2 separate regions of the Homo sapiens genome follow, and region 1 is linked to region 2. Evidence: read pairs that join two places in POLR2A ChIA-PET (ENCODE). Cell type or tissue: A673. All regions are shown on one strand. Links, peaks and the distances in the headings refer to the core of each region. The heading gives the core; the rest is flanking DNA.

The links. Peaks named below come from ENCODE experiments on the same cell type or tissue, not always from the same donor. Only the 100,000 strongest peaks of a DNase experiment are listed, where the experiment ranks them.
Region 1: POLR2A ChIA-PET joins it to region 2 with 10 read pairs; 1 of 35 experiments calls an interaction of 5 or more read pairs at or near these places.

What each region holds. Positions count from the first base shown.
Region 1 is chr14:86,571,652-86,580,053 of GRCh38, forward strand. No RefSeq gene overlaps it. Among named protein-coding and RNA genes, the nearest start is that of LINC02309, 240 kb to the left of the region's middle. In A673, for the core only: no CTCF peak of the experiment used is centred there; no DNase peak of the experiment used is centred there; H3K27ac peaks cover 767 bases.
Region 2 is chr14:85,758,769-85,767,170 of GRCh38, forward strand. No RefSeq gene overlaps it. Among named protein-coding and RNA genes, the nearest start is that of LINC02328, 170 kb to the right of the region's middle. In A673, for the core only: no CTCF peak of the experiment used is centred there; a DNase peak (open chromatin) is centred at 3,943.

The DNA of each region.
Region 1 (8,402 bases), core at 314-8,313, 810 kb after region 2:
ATTTATAATATAGTTTCATTATATATTAAAATTACATTGACTCTTCCATTGTGATATACTTTATATACATCATTTCTATAAAATTGATTTTGTAATGTCCATTGAGGCTGTTTTTGTCACCTTAAACATAGTTTCCTTAATAGTCCATGCGCACTTGAAAAGAACAATTCTGTTTTTTATGTGTGATACCTTGAATTCAGCAATTCTATTTTTAGATCTTCAATGTTTCTGTTTATATTTGTGTACTTGATTCATCAACTAAATCTGACTATATATTTCTTGTTGTATGATGTATAGTAAAAAGTTATCAATAATATGTTCTCATTATAGTATTTCTTGTAACATTATATATTACTTTTCTTTTTCTTCTGTGTCATATTTTTCCTTCAAATTTTGTTTTGGCAGATTTTCAGAATGCAATCCTACTGTTCTTTTGGTCCATAGTTGCCTAGTAGATCTTCTTTCATATTATTTCAATCTGTTTTTATTGTTTAAAGTTTTTTTCTCTTATTTATTATAACCTCTTTGTAGTACAATCTGTGGTCTCTAAGATGAATAGAACATTGAGATAGTGGAACACTGGAAATGAGGTAGTTGTAAATTACAAGAGCAATAAATATAAATTTTTATATAATGCAGTACTACAAAAGGACTAAATGAAGTAGCATGATAAGAACTAAAAAATATTTTTAGTGAAAGAGTTGCACTGTAATGTATATATAGTAAGATATACCATATACATTTTATATAAATTCCTAAACTTCTTTTAAGTACTAAATATGGTGAATATGTGAGCTTCTCACTGGTTGAGAGGCTAAAAGCCTTACATTTTATGGGCACATAATCATTTTATTTAAACAATGCCTTAAATATGATAAAATGTTAGTATCATTTTAACTTTGTGTAGTGGTAAGATGGGTGTTTAGTGTATCAATTGCTGTGCATCTATTTTCAAAAATTTAAAAATAAATAAATAAAACCCCTCAAACTCTAAGTTGATTTTAAAAAAAACAATGTAAGTTGTAGAATGAGTCCATTTAGAAATTCTAAACAAAATAAAATATGCAAATATACAACATAATTTAAATAACTGAGAATTCGAATCTAAATTGGTAATGTTGAATTCCAATTTTTATTTCTTTAACATTAATAACCTTATTCACATTGTTTGAGACTCAAGAGACTCTAGAATTAAGATCAAAATTCTGTGACACCAAGCTTTATTAGTTTGTTCAGTTTTTGCTAATTGTAGTTGTAAATACCAAAAGAAATTCTTCAATCTATTCGAAATATTTTGACTAAGAAATAATACACAAGTAAAATGCCACTTTCCTATACCTAAAATAAGTGACATTTTCAGGGAAATTATTCGTCTTTCACATTACTAGTAAAGACACTTTTCTTCCCAAATGTTCAGATATTCTTGAGGTCTTCTTATCAAGAATCCATAAGTAGACAGTAATTAATTCCTGGCTAAAAATGCATTTCTTCCAGAAGTAAAAGACTCACTCAAGGTAAAAATTTGAATCCAGCACCCACTGTGGACTAACTTGTCTAATTAGTTTTATGCCAAGAAATTCATTATTGGTCCACCAATGGAATAAAAAGTATTTTCAAGTAAATTTAACAAAAATACAATTTTAAAAATTATTTTTAAATTAAAACTGCATCATCAATTTTATATTACCTGGCTGTATCAATTAGAAACTGGGTAAATAAGAGTTGGTGCAACTGAAGATGAGAGTGGGATAAAGACTTCAACTTGCCTATTGGTTTTGGCAGGGTGGTATTCGAAGTTCTCCCTGACATGAGCAGTTTTAGTCGGAGATCATGTTGGCATGCTAAAGACCAAAAGCAAAGAGGAAAGTAGAAATAGTGTTGCTAGGCAAATTTTTCAGTCATTTTTACTCTAAAGAAGAAAAGGGAAAGGGTCAAGACCCCAGAAAATATAAAAACAAGGAGACAATCATTTTTGTTTGTTTGTTTGCTTAAAGAGATTTTAGGCTGGAGAGAATGATCCAAGCAAGAGTAAAGACTTAAGACACAATGGAGAAAGAATATACTATTAGTAACCAATTCCTTGAAAGAGCAAGAGAAAATAGGTAATGAATTTCAATGCTGAATGGTTTTAATAGAAATAAAAAGTTTGTCTATTGTAATGTAAAATAAACAGACTGCCCCAAGATAGATAAGTATCAGCTAGTAGATTAATAATGGGAGTATGAGATATTTCTCTCTGGGGCCTCTATTCTCTCGATAATGAAATAGATTGAAAAAGATTTGAGAAGAGGAAATAAGAGAAAATGTAAAATAATTATCCCAGTGATGAGAAGCGCCATTTGATCAGGGAACTTTAGTAGGATTGCTTGATATTGTAGAAGGCCCAGTTGAGAGTTGTAGTCATAATTTTAAAACAAAGTTTTGCTCCAATCCGTATCAGTTACATAGGTGCAGGCACAAAATAAACAGAGACTCAATGTAATCAGGATAGTCACGTTGGCTGGAAAACATGATAAAGTGGGAAAGGGATAGGAAAGTTAAGTGTTCATGCAAGAAATATTTAAAGGGCTGGAGCATGGAATCTACTGGTTGATCTAGCCTATGGAATGCTCAGTTTTTCAAGATTCCACTGAGATGCCAGATCTACTACAAAATCCAAGTTTAAAATATACTATGAGTTGAAGCAGGAAATACAGGATAGAAACAAAATAGGGACAGTGACTGCAATCAAACCGCAGATCACAGCGTGCATGGACAGTTAACTCCGCATTTTACAAGTAAATATAGTGGGAAGAAATTCTTGGTAAAGATATTTAGCAAAGAAAATAAGCTAAAAAAGGAAGCATTTAGACTGCAATTCTGAGAATGTGTGGATTTGTTTTTCTGTCTATGCCTTTGATGGAATCTGTTATTCACCGTGTATCTTGCTGTACAACATATGAGCATAATGAAGACGGCAAAATCAGTCCTTAGGGAAAGCGATCAGTCAGTTATCCCGCAGATTCCATTCCATGATTCATGTCCTAGGTTTGCTCAAATTATCCCTCACTGGCGACTGCCCATGAGATTAGGCAGCTGAGAGTAAATAAATTTGAAGGAATATTTTAACACAAATGATAAATCAGGGGAACAAAGAAGGTATTAAACATATCCCTTGTTTTAAAATGTGTATTCTATCAGCCCTAGAAATCCTGTGTGACATTTTGTTAAGGAAGATCTTCTCTAAAACTTTTCCTTCAGAAGCAGTTCATCAGCGTCTCCAGTCTGGGAAACAACATTGTCTCTGGTAGCTGAATATTAGTTTAGCAAATTTCTTTTTTCCCTACCTCACAGTCTAACTGGTAGGTGTGACTAAAAGGTCTCTGAAATTACTCAGAATGATTGTGGCATTACTTAATAACTCTAAATGATTTTTCCCCTGAAAATCTGTCACAAATCTCTAAACAAACAGCAGTTATTATGGAAATTTTTAGATAAATTTACTGTACCATTAGTGGTATTTCTGAGTCACCTAGTAATGACATAGACAGTTAAAAAATTTTTTTAAAACACATAATTGGTTAGAAATAGCTTATTGACAGTGAATTTGGCCCTCACACAAGTTCAGTGGAAAAAGAGCTTCTTCAAAAGAGCCCTGTCAGCATAACATTAATCTAATTTTAAGAGTCTGTCTTTCCTTACTACTAATTTGAGTTTAATGAATCCATCTGGCTGGGCTATTTCTGATGAAAAGATATGTTGTGAGATAATAAATTGGATCTGCATGTGTGCTTCTGTGTGTGTGTGTGTGTGTGTGTGCGCATGTGTGTGTGGTTGAACCATATGAAATTATGAATTTCATAGGTTAAAAAAGTCATCAATTTCACATGGCTCAACTTCATAAATACATATTTATATTTGAATATTTATATAATATTCTGTGTGCTATTGTGTGACATATATTATTGTATTGTGATAAAGAATATTTTGCATTTTCACAAAATGTAACATTGGACACATATACACTATTTCATAATTTACCTTCCTCATGCATAGCAAATTTCCTCATTGTCTTTCCTGTGACAGTAACTGTCTTGAAATGGAGAATTAAAACCATTATTCAAACTATTTGATTTAACCAGATTAAAAATATATTGTATTTTTGAGAGAAATATATGAAGTTGGTAACATTCCAGAATATTTTTCCTACAAGAAGGACTCTCTCCTTTCAGAATTTTTTTATTCTATGGAAACTAAATTTTGCCAATTTTTGTGGGACTATATTGACATCAAGTTTTGACCAGTATATCTAGAGAGTCTGAGAAAGAGCCAGCTAGACCATTCTTAAGCAAAATGTGGGTAGCTGAATTTGTTTAGTAATTTTCTTCCTTTTTCTTCTCACATATATCTGTGACTGGTAGGTGCAAAGCAGTTAGTTCAAAAGCACTTTCTGTATAGTACACTGGGCTTAATTAAATCTCTGTTGACTTTGCTAGGTTTTATCTACTGCACTGTCCAACCAAGAGTAGTCTACAGACAATCAAACTAGAGAGACTTAGCACATTTTTACAGTTTATTGTTGCAATCAAATAAACCTTACAGAACATTAATTTATGCAGTATTTAAGACTCTTATTCAACTTTATAGCCTATATCATAATTAGACATAAAGGTAAATAATAAGCATGAATATCAAAAGATATTATCATGTCATAGCCAGCCCATATAGATCCATGTTTTAATTTTGTTAGCTCTATATTGTACACAAGTTAATTTGGCAAACTCATTGAGATTCCACAAGGTACCAAAGTAGACACAGATGCTAAGAAGGCAGTTCTAAACAAGGCGGCTTTTCTGTTGCAATGTTATGAATGGTAAGTCTTCTTTATATTTCAACACTATCAGAGTCAGTAACATATATGGTACAAACATTCTTATACATGTGTCACTGATTCTGGATCAGGAGCCCTACATATGTAGCCTTTATTTGATTCTACCTATATATGTCTGCCTAGTATTACCTAAGCTTCTGGGGCAAAGATTACAAACTTATTTCTCTCTTTCCTGGGCATACAGCCAAATGGTTTCCTGATCTCTTTTTTCTGGATAAGTGAGGATGTCTGATTGAGTTCTTGGTAATGGAATATGAATGGAAATTATGGATGCTACTCAAGAAAAACTGTTTCCAGCTTGGATACAGAGAAACATGCAAATAATTCTAAAGCACTAGACGATAATAGAGAGCAAAATATTGAAATATCTTGGGTTCTTGTGTACCCACTAGAATCTTGTCTCCCCAGTCAACTATATTGGATTCTGACTTGAATGAGAAACAAACTTTTATTTTCTCGAACTATTGATATTTGGAAAATGTTTGTTGAATAGTTAACCTACTCTGACTAACACAACTTTTGTGGTGAAGGTACCTGTTTTTTTAGCATACACTCCCACCCAATTCTGATGTTCCACTGTTGGAGATAGAGTTAAACTCACAAAATGGAAATATTTACAAGAAATTTAGAGTTTCCCATTGTGTTAACTCCTTGAAGTGACATAAAGCTAAAGTATGTGAAGACGACAGGTGCCTGCGTTATTATTGCCTTAAAATTCCTGTGCAATTGCAACTGAGTTTTGTTGTGAATATAATTAATAACATTAAATATTTTTCTATTGTGAGGAGAAAATGAATTCAGAAATCAGGAGAAATGGGGTACATGAATGCTTGGCAGAGTGTAAGAGATCATTTAGACTAGAAAATGAGAGAAGCAAAAAAGAGATGAGAAATTGAAGGGGAGCTTCCTTGATTTCAGAGTTGCAACACACTGTGATAGCTCTTCATAAATACTTGAAAAGGATATTTATTTATCCAGTATAACTCCAGAGAGCATAGTAAAGAGTCATAGATATATTTCATAGAGGGAGATTCCCATGTAATACCAGAAGAAATTATTGCTAATTATAGCAATTTCAATGAATTCTCTTCTAGAAATTCTGTATGCCTACATGTCACGTAAACTTCCCTGGATCATGTATTGTCCTTGTTACTGTACTTTCACTTCCCCTGCCATGACCAATTTTTTTTTTTTTTTTTTCAGATGGAGTCTCACTCTGTCGCCAGGCTGGAGTGGAGTGCAGTGGCGCAATCTCGGCTCAATGCAACCTCCGCCTCCCGGGTTCAAGTGATTCTCTGCCTCAGCCTCCCGGGTAGCTGGGACTACAGTCGAGCACCACCATGCCTGGCTAATTTTTGTATTTTTAGCAGAGACGGGGTTTCATCAAATTGGTCAGGCTGGTCTCAAACTCCTGACCTCGTGATCCTCCCACCTCGGCCTCCCAAAGTGCTGGGATTACAGGCTTGAGTCACTGCGCCCGGTGCTATGACCATTATTGTACGACATGTACCACTGGGTTCAAGCCCTCTTCTTTCCCCATGTTCTTCACTGTGCTCTAATGTCTGATGGGTCACTGACATCTCACTCAGATGCCAGGTCCTCCATGCCGCATTCGGGACTCTTACTCAACATTACCTCAGCTTTTATGACTGTTATTTTCTTTGTGTAAATATAATTACCATAAGATATAAACAACTAGAACATATCTTTATTTTAGAATTCCCTATATGTATTTTGTGTTTTGATGCTCACAAAACAGTCGAATAAATCAATTAATTTATGTCTTTGGAGATATTGCAGACTGGATGCCTCTGAGACACGTAAAAATTCTAAAATTTCTTCATTCTAAGTTGGCAAATAAAAATTTAATCAAGTCTCTTTTACTGGGTGGTTGATAAACTGGAGAAGATTTTGAGAGGCACTGTATGCTTCTAGAAGGCTGGAAAACTCAATAACCTGTTTAGGTGATCACTTTTTTTTTGCCTAGCTTGAGGCATTTTTTCTCTTCCACTGCCATACCATGTTTATTTTATTTTTCTTACCACCTGACCACATTTGAATTTTTCTCTGCTTATCTAACACCTCCTCCATGTTATTGCTTTCAATGCCCATCCCAATTTTATATATCCAAATGTCAGTATTTTGTCTTCATAAATGAAGTGATTCTCTCTTGCTTACTCTCCATATCTCTCTCTCTATATATATATGTGTGTGTGTGTGTGGGTGTGGATATACACACACAAACATACACACATATATTCATGCATACACATACATATATACATACACACATACATGCATATATGTATATATTTGAATATATATTTGTGTATATTACATATGTAAAAGCATAAATACATTATTTTATATATCGTATATGTAACATAATTACATCATTAAATATGATAAACATGTTATATCATATATAATATCATATCTAATGTATATTTAATATATCATCGTCTATATCCCCCATATAAAATACATCATGTATTATTGCATATATGCACTCCGTATATTTCTGAGATATGAAAGCTGTTTTCAAGTATGTATTAGTTGCATGATGAAAAATATATTAATTAAATCATCTGTGTCTCAATTCACTTACATTTTAAAGAGAAAACATTATAGCATTTATCTCATGGGTTGGTAAGAGATTATACTTGTAACTTCGTGAGAAAGGTTCCTTGCTCATAGTACGTCTAAAATAAATTGCAGCTCCTTTTTAATATGAAAATCATAAGTAGTTTACAGCAATTGGAATGACTTCTAGCTAACTGATGCTTACAAACATTTGTAGAATGGAGGTACACTATGCCCTTGACTATTTACAAATTTACTGAAAACAAACTATGTCTAAGATTTTATTATCGCAATACAAACCCTTGGAAGTTTCTCATTTCTCCACTTTATTAAGTGGAAAAACGAGAAATATGGTCATACTCACAGAACCCTTAAGGATTAAGGATTAAGGGTTTTGTAACACCATACTTCTACATGATGTGCCAAATTGATCTAGACGTTCTTACCTCCCAAGTAATTCAATCTCAGTATGCAAAACCCTTTCTGCATTGAACAGGGGTCTCATTCCACAGCTAAATAATTGTTATTCTCAGTATTTCTCAATAAGTGCAGGATGAATCAAAATAAAGACCCCTTTAAAAAATGTATCTTTAAATACTATAAGATTGACACCTAATAAAGCAGCTTACAAATCATAACAATGCTCTATCATAGTGAGTAATGGACCATATGCAACACACTCATTACCTGCCTGAATGTGGCTGTCTGCTGTAATTTCTGGTCTCTCACCTTGTAGCTCAAACCGGCACATAGCACTACGAGTCTCTGGGGCAAGTAACATTGTTGAATTCATTAATCCCCTCCCCTAAACAGTCTTGTTCATCCTCCCACTGAACTGTGAGCAAATGACTTGGGACTGAAAGACCTTCCACAGAGCTCCTCTGCTCTTTCTCAGCCTGGCACATATAACAAAGGTTTATGGTACACATATGAGATTGTTTATTGAGTG
Region 2 (8,402 bases), core at 241-8,240:
CTGCCTGAGCCCAGTAGACTGAGGCTGCAGTGAGCTAATGCACTCCAGCCTGAGTGACAGAGTGAGACCCTGTCTTCCTCTAAAAAATATTAAAAAGAAGAAGAGTGAGGTCTGCATGGTTGACAGCCCTGGCGTCACCTACATTGCCTGGCTCAGGGCCAACTTTAACATGAGCATTGACTTGAATGAAAATGCTTAGAAATTGGGAACTCAGTTTCTAAAAAGGATTCTCAAAAAATGAATTCTAGTTTGAGTACCCAACAACCAGGCCTGGAAATGGCCCAGACATTAATGTTAGCATATATTTCATTTCATGCCTTTACAGCTCCCCCTGATGTTACATTCACCCCCAAGCTACTTCTGAATGTACTGAGTACCATCACCACTTGACCACTTCCCATTTCTGCTCTTTAGAATAGGTTTAGCCTATGCTGTGGACTGAATGTTTCTGTCTCCACAAAGCTCCTAAGTTGAAATCCTAACCCTCAATGGGATAGTACTTTGAAATGGGGCTTTTGGGAGGAAATTAGGTCATAAAGGTGGAGCTCTTGTGATGGGATTAGTGCCTTTAGTAAGAAGAGACAGGAGAGAACTTTCTGGAGGCAAATTTATTTTTCAAAATAAATTTTAATATATATTTTTTTAATTTCAATAGTTTTTAGGGAACAGGTGGTGGTTGGTTACATGAACAAGTTCTTCAGTGGTGACTTCTGAAATTTTGGTGCACCCGTCACCTAAGCAGTGTACGGTGTACCCAATCTGTAGTTTTTTTAACCCTCACCACCCACTACCCTTTCCCCTGAGTCCCCAAAGTCCAAGTCCAATGTATTGTTCTTATGCCTTTGTGTCCTCATAGCTTAGCTCCTACATATGAGTGAGAACATACTATGTTTAGTTTTCCATTCCTCAGTTACTTCACTTAGACAATAGTCTCCAATTCCATTCAGGTTGCTGCAAATGCCATTATTTCATTCCTTTTTATGGCTGAGTAGTATTCCATTATATATATACACACACACACACACACACACACACACACACATACACACACACATATATATCTATCTCACATTTTCTTTATCCACTCATTGATTGATGGCTATTTGGTTAGGTTCCATATTTTTTGCAATTGCAAATTGTTCTGTTGTAAACATGCATGCAGTTTTTATAAGCCAGGAAGAACAGCCTCACCAGACACCAGATCTACTGGCACCATGATTTTGAACTTTACAGCCTCTGTAACTGTGAGAAGTAATTGTTTATTGCTGTTATTAGCCACCAAGTCTTTGGTATTTTAGTTACAGCAGTTCAAACCCACTAATATATACCATAAGTTTCAGATTCCACAATATACCAGGGAATTTCTTTCATCTCAACTTCATTTAGTGTGAGCCATTGTTGAATCTGGATTTCAGTCAACCAATTCAGAAAGCAAAACAATTATAATCACTCTGAGCTACTCGGGTAAGCTCACTGCATGTAGGCTCTGGTACATGTACCAATATTGGCTAATTTGCCCCAATCTGTTTATGATTATTTCTACCTAGTATAGCTCCCTTTGACTCTAGCTGCACATTTCCTCCAGGTTTCTGCTGATAAAAAATAACAACTATTGCCATTTTTGTTGTTGTAGCCTTTTCTTTCTGGTTCACACTTTGTATTTGACCCCTTCTGACACATTGGGAACAATTCTAACTTCAGAACTGGAATCAGTGAGGTGATTAGGGTGGCCAAGAGGAGAAATGGCATTCTTTAACGCATTAGATGAGTTAGTTGGAGATGGGGCATTTGGGAGGTAATTAGGTCATGAAGGTGTAGCACTGTTGATGGAAGAAGTGCCTTTGTGAGAAGAGTTACAGAAATCTTACTTCCTTTCCCTTTCTCGTCACCATTGAGAAAATACAGAAAGAAGACCATCTACAAGCCAGAGAGCAGCCTTCACGAGACACTGGATTTCTAGAGCCTTGATTTTGAACCTCCCAGCTTTCAGAACTGTAAGAAATAAATGTTTGCTGTTTAAGCCACCCAATCTATGACATGTGTTATGGGAACCTGAGCTAAGGCAGCCTACAAGAATAATCTGCCTCATGTTTTCTAAAGGAGATTCCTTAAATATGATTCCCCATTTGTTCTTCATACAGTAGTAATAGTACTGATGGTGATAGTAGGTGTAGTCCTAGAAGTAGTTGTTTTAAAAGACACAGATATGAATTGAGAAGAGAGAAGAAAACTAAAATAAGTTGCTTTAGACCAAACTTGTCCAACCTGTGGCCCACAGCCCACATGTGGCCCAGGATGGCTTTGAATGCAGCCCAACACAGATTCATAAATTTTCTTAAAATTTTTTAATGATTTTTTTTAAAGTTCGTCAGCTATCATTAGTTTTAGCATATTTTATGTGTGGCCCAATACAATTCTTATTCTCCCAATGTGGCCCAGGGAACCCAAAAGATTAGATACTCCTGCTTTAAACCCAAGTAATATAAGGTCCTTCCCAGGGTTGTGCACTTTAGATGACTCTGTATCGTGATCCTACTTAGCTCTATCCCATAGGACAAGACATTCATTAGCACAAGGGGTCTTTTCTAGGCCACAGTAGGTTGGTTGAGGCACTGGAATTCCCTGACCCAATGTCTCTGAATCCATTTCTGTTCTTGCACAGGCTTCTTCTTCAGTTGACCTCTTGAAGTCTCGGAGGAATGGCCATTTGTCGGGGTATGTGGGGAAGCAGGTATGTGGGAATGAATGGAGCTTGGATTTAAGGGCTGTGTTCACACAGAAGTGTGTAAGGCCCTTCATATTGAAAACAGAGCTGGGATGGGAACAGAAGGGGTGAAGTCTAGGGGTCTACAGTCATATCCTTGTCTCAGGCCCTGCAAATTTCAGAGATGAGCTTTAGAGAAGCGTGTGTGTGTGTGTGTGTGTGTGTGTGAGAGAGAGAGAGAGAGAGAGATGCAATACTCGCATTCGTAATTTTAGGTTCTTGTAATTACATTCTTATTTTTTAGGGAAAGGAAAGCTGAAGCTTCTGAAAGAACTTGATAGGGTCAGATCAGGGAGCTCTCTTTGATTTCATTGTGCTCTGATATGAAGTGAGCACACACAGGCACAGTGAAAGAAAAGAGAGATGCTGAATGCTAAGACCATTATAATTGCCATAGGGAAACCAAAGCTGCTGTTTTAGCTTGAGTTAAAAAAAGCAAAACTGTCCAGTTCCATGAGCCTTTCGATGTGGCTACTGAGGCAGCTCCTGTGTTTCCATCCTCCCTCATGTATCCTTACAATTAACCCCAATTCCCTGAGGCTCCATTCTGTTTCTTGCAAATTCTGTTTCTAACACAGCTGTCTAGGGGAATAATTATCCCCAACACCACTGCCGCTTTCCTCATGCCTACAGAGACCCACAGCTAAGATGTTATGAGAGATTCCTGTGTTTGGGTTTAAAGTTTGTAAAATCAAAGCACTTTAACAAACTACAAATCTGCTCCCTGTTCCCTTCAGCTGGTAGGAGGCAAATGCGATGAAAGACTCCTGCTTGCTTTGCAGATGGAGAAACTGACCTGGGGGAAGTTCACTGGCCGGAATCAATGAGTGAATATCCAAACGGCCCAAGGTGCCTGTTTGACCCCAGATCGTTCCTTCATCTGTGCATTTATGCTCCTTGACTGTACATGTTAAGTGAACAAGTTCTTGGTCTATTCTGGAAGTTTGGTAAAAAAAAAAAAAAAAAAAAAGAAAAAAAAATTACAGTGTCTACTTCAAGTCTTTTCTCTGTTTTGTTTTTCTGGGTTTTGGTTGCTTTTGCAAAGCACTGAGCAATTCATCTTATTGACCTGCCACAGAGGCCTATCCTTTCCCTCACAGTTCTAATTTCTATCTCCTGTTGAGAACCATTGTGTGAAGGTATTGTTAGGTTTCCATGCCCACTCAATCCCTAGCCTCTCTTCTTAAACCGCCAACTGCGCCAATTAGTACCACATGTGGTGTGAGTTTGCAGCGTGGTTATTGCTGCCAACTCCTCAAAATGTGGCCAAAATGCAAATTGGCCTATAGACAAGTTTTTGGGTGTGAGTTCAGGGGGAAAAGTTTAAGTATCACAGCAGCGTAAATATCAGTTCTTTCATTCCTTGAAGCTCCTGGCATGCTTTATAGCTTTAAAGTGAAATATGTAAAAAGACCTGGAATGTTCCAAAAGAGAAAAATATGGGAAAATGCTGAAATCAAATAAAATTGGAAGAATAAATCATTTAAAACTTAGTTGAAGCACATTAAAGAAAGAGAAGAAGGGTGCCTGGAGTTTCAAGTCTGTAATTGGTTATCATCCCAATGAAAACCACTGAAGTTTCCCCATTAATGGCAAATCAAGCACTAGTTACATCTCTCAGCCTCTTTGAATCTCTTTTTTTCTTTTGTTTTTTCAATTACAAGTCCCACTGTTTGTGTCAGGAGTCATTCTTGTGACTACTTTAATCTCATCACTATTTCCCTGTGTCTTCCTCACCATGGATGTGTTCTACCACCTTCAAATGTAACAAATTCCTCAGAGTTTATTGCCACATTTTCTGCTGTGATAGTTCTGTCTTAAGGCCGAGCTCAAATCTGGCTCTATTGTCCCCCTAGATTTAACAAAGACCCTTGACAAGATTTCCTATTCATCTATGCCCCAGGCTGTGGAAGTGTGTGTACAGAAATGACACAAATGGATACTATTATAGGTCAGAAACTCTCTTAGGCACTTTATTGTATCAGAGGAGCCTTGATTTCATGATCAAGTAATTCCTATAAGGTAATTTTTGTTTTCCCCATTATAAAATGAAGAAACTGAAGTTTTATGAGGGAAAGAAATTTGTTTTCATTCATACAGCTACAAAGGGGGTAAATCTCATATTCAGACCTGGTTCTGTCTCATTCACTAAATGATACTATCATGTAAGACAAGAAGGATCATAGAGAATGCAATCTATAAGTCATTACCATGTACCAGGCATAATGTTAGATGCTTTACATACATTTTTACTAACCCTTACTATAAAACTGAAGGTATTACCTACAAGATGGGCTCAGGAAGGTTAAATGATTTGCCCAAGGCCAGACAAACAAAAGTTGCAGAAATGAAGTCTAATACAAGGTCAGCTGACCTATGCAATCTCTGCTCTTTTCATTGCAGTAAACTTTCTGCCCCCAAAAGAGGCCCTTATTGCCTGTTAGACACACTCATTATTGATTTCCTTCACCTCTCTGGAGGAGTCCAGTGCAATACGAATTGCCTGGTCCATCATTTGGGGAGTCACAGCTCCAACATGTCCTCTTAAGAAGCTATCTACAGCTGGGCGAGGTGGCTTATGCCTGTAATCCCAGGAATTTGGGAGGCCAAGGCAGGCAGATCACTTGAGGTCAGGAGTTCGAGACCAGCCTGACCAGCATGGTGAAACCCCATCTCCACTAAAAACACAAAAATTAGCTGAGTGTGGTGGCGAGCACCTGTAATCCCAGCTACTCAGGAGGCTGAGGCAGGAGAATCGCTTAAACCCAGGAGGCGGAGGTTGCGGTGAGCCGAGATTGTGCCACTGCACTCCAGCCTGGGCAACAAGAGTGAAACTCTGTCTCAAAAAAAAAATGCTATCTGCAAGTCACCACTCATAAGCTTAGTTCTCATTTTTAACTTTTAGGAGAAGGGTTAATACACCCTTCAGGAACCTCACTACCATAAAATAAGCAGAAGACATTCAGTCCCTGAACACTGGTTCCCACATTGCTATGAGATTGTGTTTCCCCAGTCTTTTCACTTGTATGAAGTTCTTGTGCAAATAGAGTCATTCAGGGGGAAACATTCCCATGCCTTCTTTCTACCTGCTGGTCACCAACCATTAAACAACCATATGTAGGCTCACCTTATTACATCACTTGATGAGACATATTTATAGTTGTGTTGGCCAATTAGCTTTTTGGCCAAATCAGAATTAAGATGTATCTCTATATTTCTTCTGTTCATCATGCCAATGAGTTGTCCAGATCATAATTTGGGCTTTCACAAGAAAAGAAAACAAACAAACAAACAAAAAAAAACAATGTGCTGACCAGATCCGCTAACTTCCCTAATGTATCAAACATTCATCCTAAGATTTAAAAAGGTCATTTCTGATCCAGCTGGTTTAGTCAGTGACCTGAGCTCTGTGCATATCCCATTACCAACGCCCAGCAGCACAAACCACAGTCTGTCTAAGTATTTGCATGGAAAACAACCCTAACCAAAGATTACGCATTTCGGGCTGGGAAAGGCAATCCATTCCATTTAAAAACATCTGCCAGAAAGGTCAGACGCAGGCTGGGCAGTTTCTGGTCTTCCATTCTAGAGATTGCTTTGGTTGCAAATACTGTGTCCAAGGGAAACTAAATTTCGAAGAGAGCACAACTTCAGGGAGAAATCTTTGACAGTTAACTCAGATTCAGTTCAAACTAAGATTTCAGAGACTTTTTTCAAAGGCATTGGGCCAGAGTTTTTAAGCAAGTGAGAGAATTTATTACTTTTATTCAAATACACAGAAAAATGAGAGTGAGAGCGAGAGAGAGAGAGAGAGAGAGAGAAAGAGGGAGAGAGAAAGAAAGAGAGAGAGAAATATTACTGTTAGTTCACCTTAAATTCAGGAGTTTGCTCTCTTTTCTGTAAAGGCATAAAGAAATTGTTTTCAGTTAACCAATATGCTGCCAGCAAAATATGAAGCATTTGATTTATTTTTTTCTTTTTGTGAAAAGCTATGCTACCACTCAAGTTAGTTTAAAATAAAGTTCCTCAAAATAATATGCAGTTTAAGCAATGAAAACAACAGAGACTATCAGTTTCCATTTCAGGGTGGTGGAATGAAACATTCCTTCAACTTGGGGTCAGTGAACACATACTGTTACAATTCCATACAAGCCTGTGCCCCCAAAGAGCTCGTTTCCCTGATCTGATCTACCCAGAGATGGATCTGTCGGGGAAATCCATTACCAATCTCCCAGCAATGCTAAATAAAGTGAACCACTCAGGACAGCACACTGCACATGTACAAGAATCAAAACCTACTACTATTTATTGGCTACTAAGATAAAGTTCCTTTTATGATCCGCAAATATGGCTTTAATTTAGCGAGGTTTATTTTGAATTGGTGGGGAGGGATGGGGGATAAAGGGAGAGGGGGACTTTCAGAGCACTCACACGTAAAGGGAACAGCAAGTTTCCACTAATGGGCTTTCAGCTGGTTTTACCAAAAAGAGAGGAACACCAATCCAGTAATCTTTCTTGCACAGATCGGATTCCTGTCTCTGCATTTCCACCTGTAGTAAGGGCTGAATCCAGAGGTGCCTTATCTTCAGGTTGCTGGGAAACAACATCTATCGTCTACCTTTTTATTTGGACTGTTTTCACTGTTATGCTAATTACAATCTAGAGCAAATGCTTGATCCATCAAAGTGAAGCCATAGGATTTGTTTCCCTTATGTTTAAGGATGGGCTTCAGTTCACATGGGTGTTGTTACGATGGTTATTAAGGTATTCTGCATCCATTAGAAGTATTAGCATAGTTACTATTTCTTGGATGTATATCTGCATTGTGATTTGAAGCTCAGTGTGCTACCAGAGTGTGGTAGATTATAGATGAAAGACAGCTACAAGTTCTTCGAGAAATGGAGTCTAACTCCACTCCCCTGGGGCTGGCCTAGGTGACTTGTTCCACTAATAGGATGTGAAGGAAGTAATGGTCGGACATTCCAGGTTTAGGCTGTAAGAAGGCTGGCAGGTTCCCCTCCGGTCTTTTGGAATTCTTGCCCCAGTGTTTCTTGCACTGCCATGTAAGAAGTTCACAAGTGCCCACCTTGGACCAAGACCATCAAGGTATAGGTTCCTGGCTCAGCATTCTAAGCTGAGTCCAGCATTTGTGGGCATCCCTGTAAAGATGCCAGACATGGTTTATATCTACTGGACCAGCCTGTCTACCTGCTGAATACCACCAAGTTGAAAACACCTGGAGCAGGAAAAACTTCCCAGCTCACCTGTCACCTCAGGAACCATGACAGTAGTAATCATTGTTTTAAACCATTAATTTTGGAAATGTTTGTTAAGAAGGAACAGATAACTGAATCTCGCATAATTCAACAATGGAAGTGCACTACTTTATATGCTGGAATGGTCATCTGGTTCTTGTGTCTTTTTTTGCCTTTTTTTTTTTTTATTCTTTGAATCTCAGATCAATTGTTACTCCCTCTGAAAGACTCTCCTGCCTCTGCCTCGCCTCTGCCTAGAACAAATTAGATCCTTGATCTTTCTTTTAAGCCCTCCTCCCTCAAATTCAGTTCACTGAGGGTAGGTAATTTTTAAATTGATTAAACATTTATTCATGCAAGAAACATTTACTGTATACCTACAA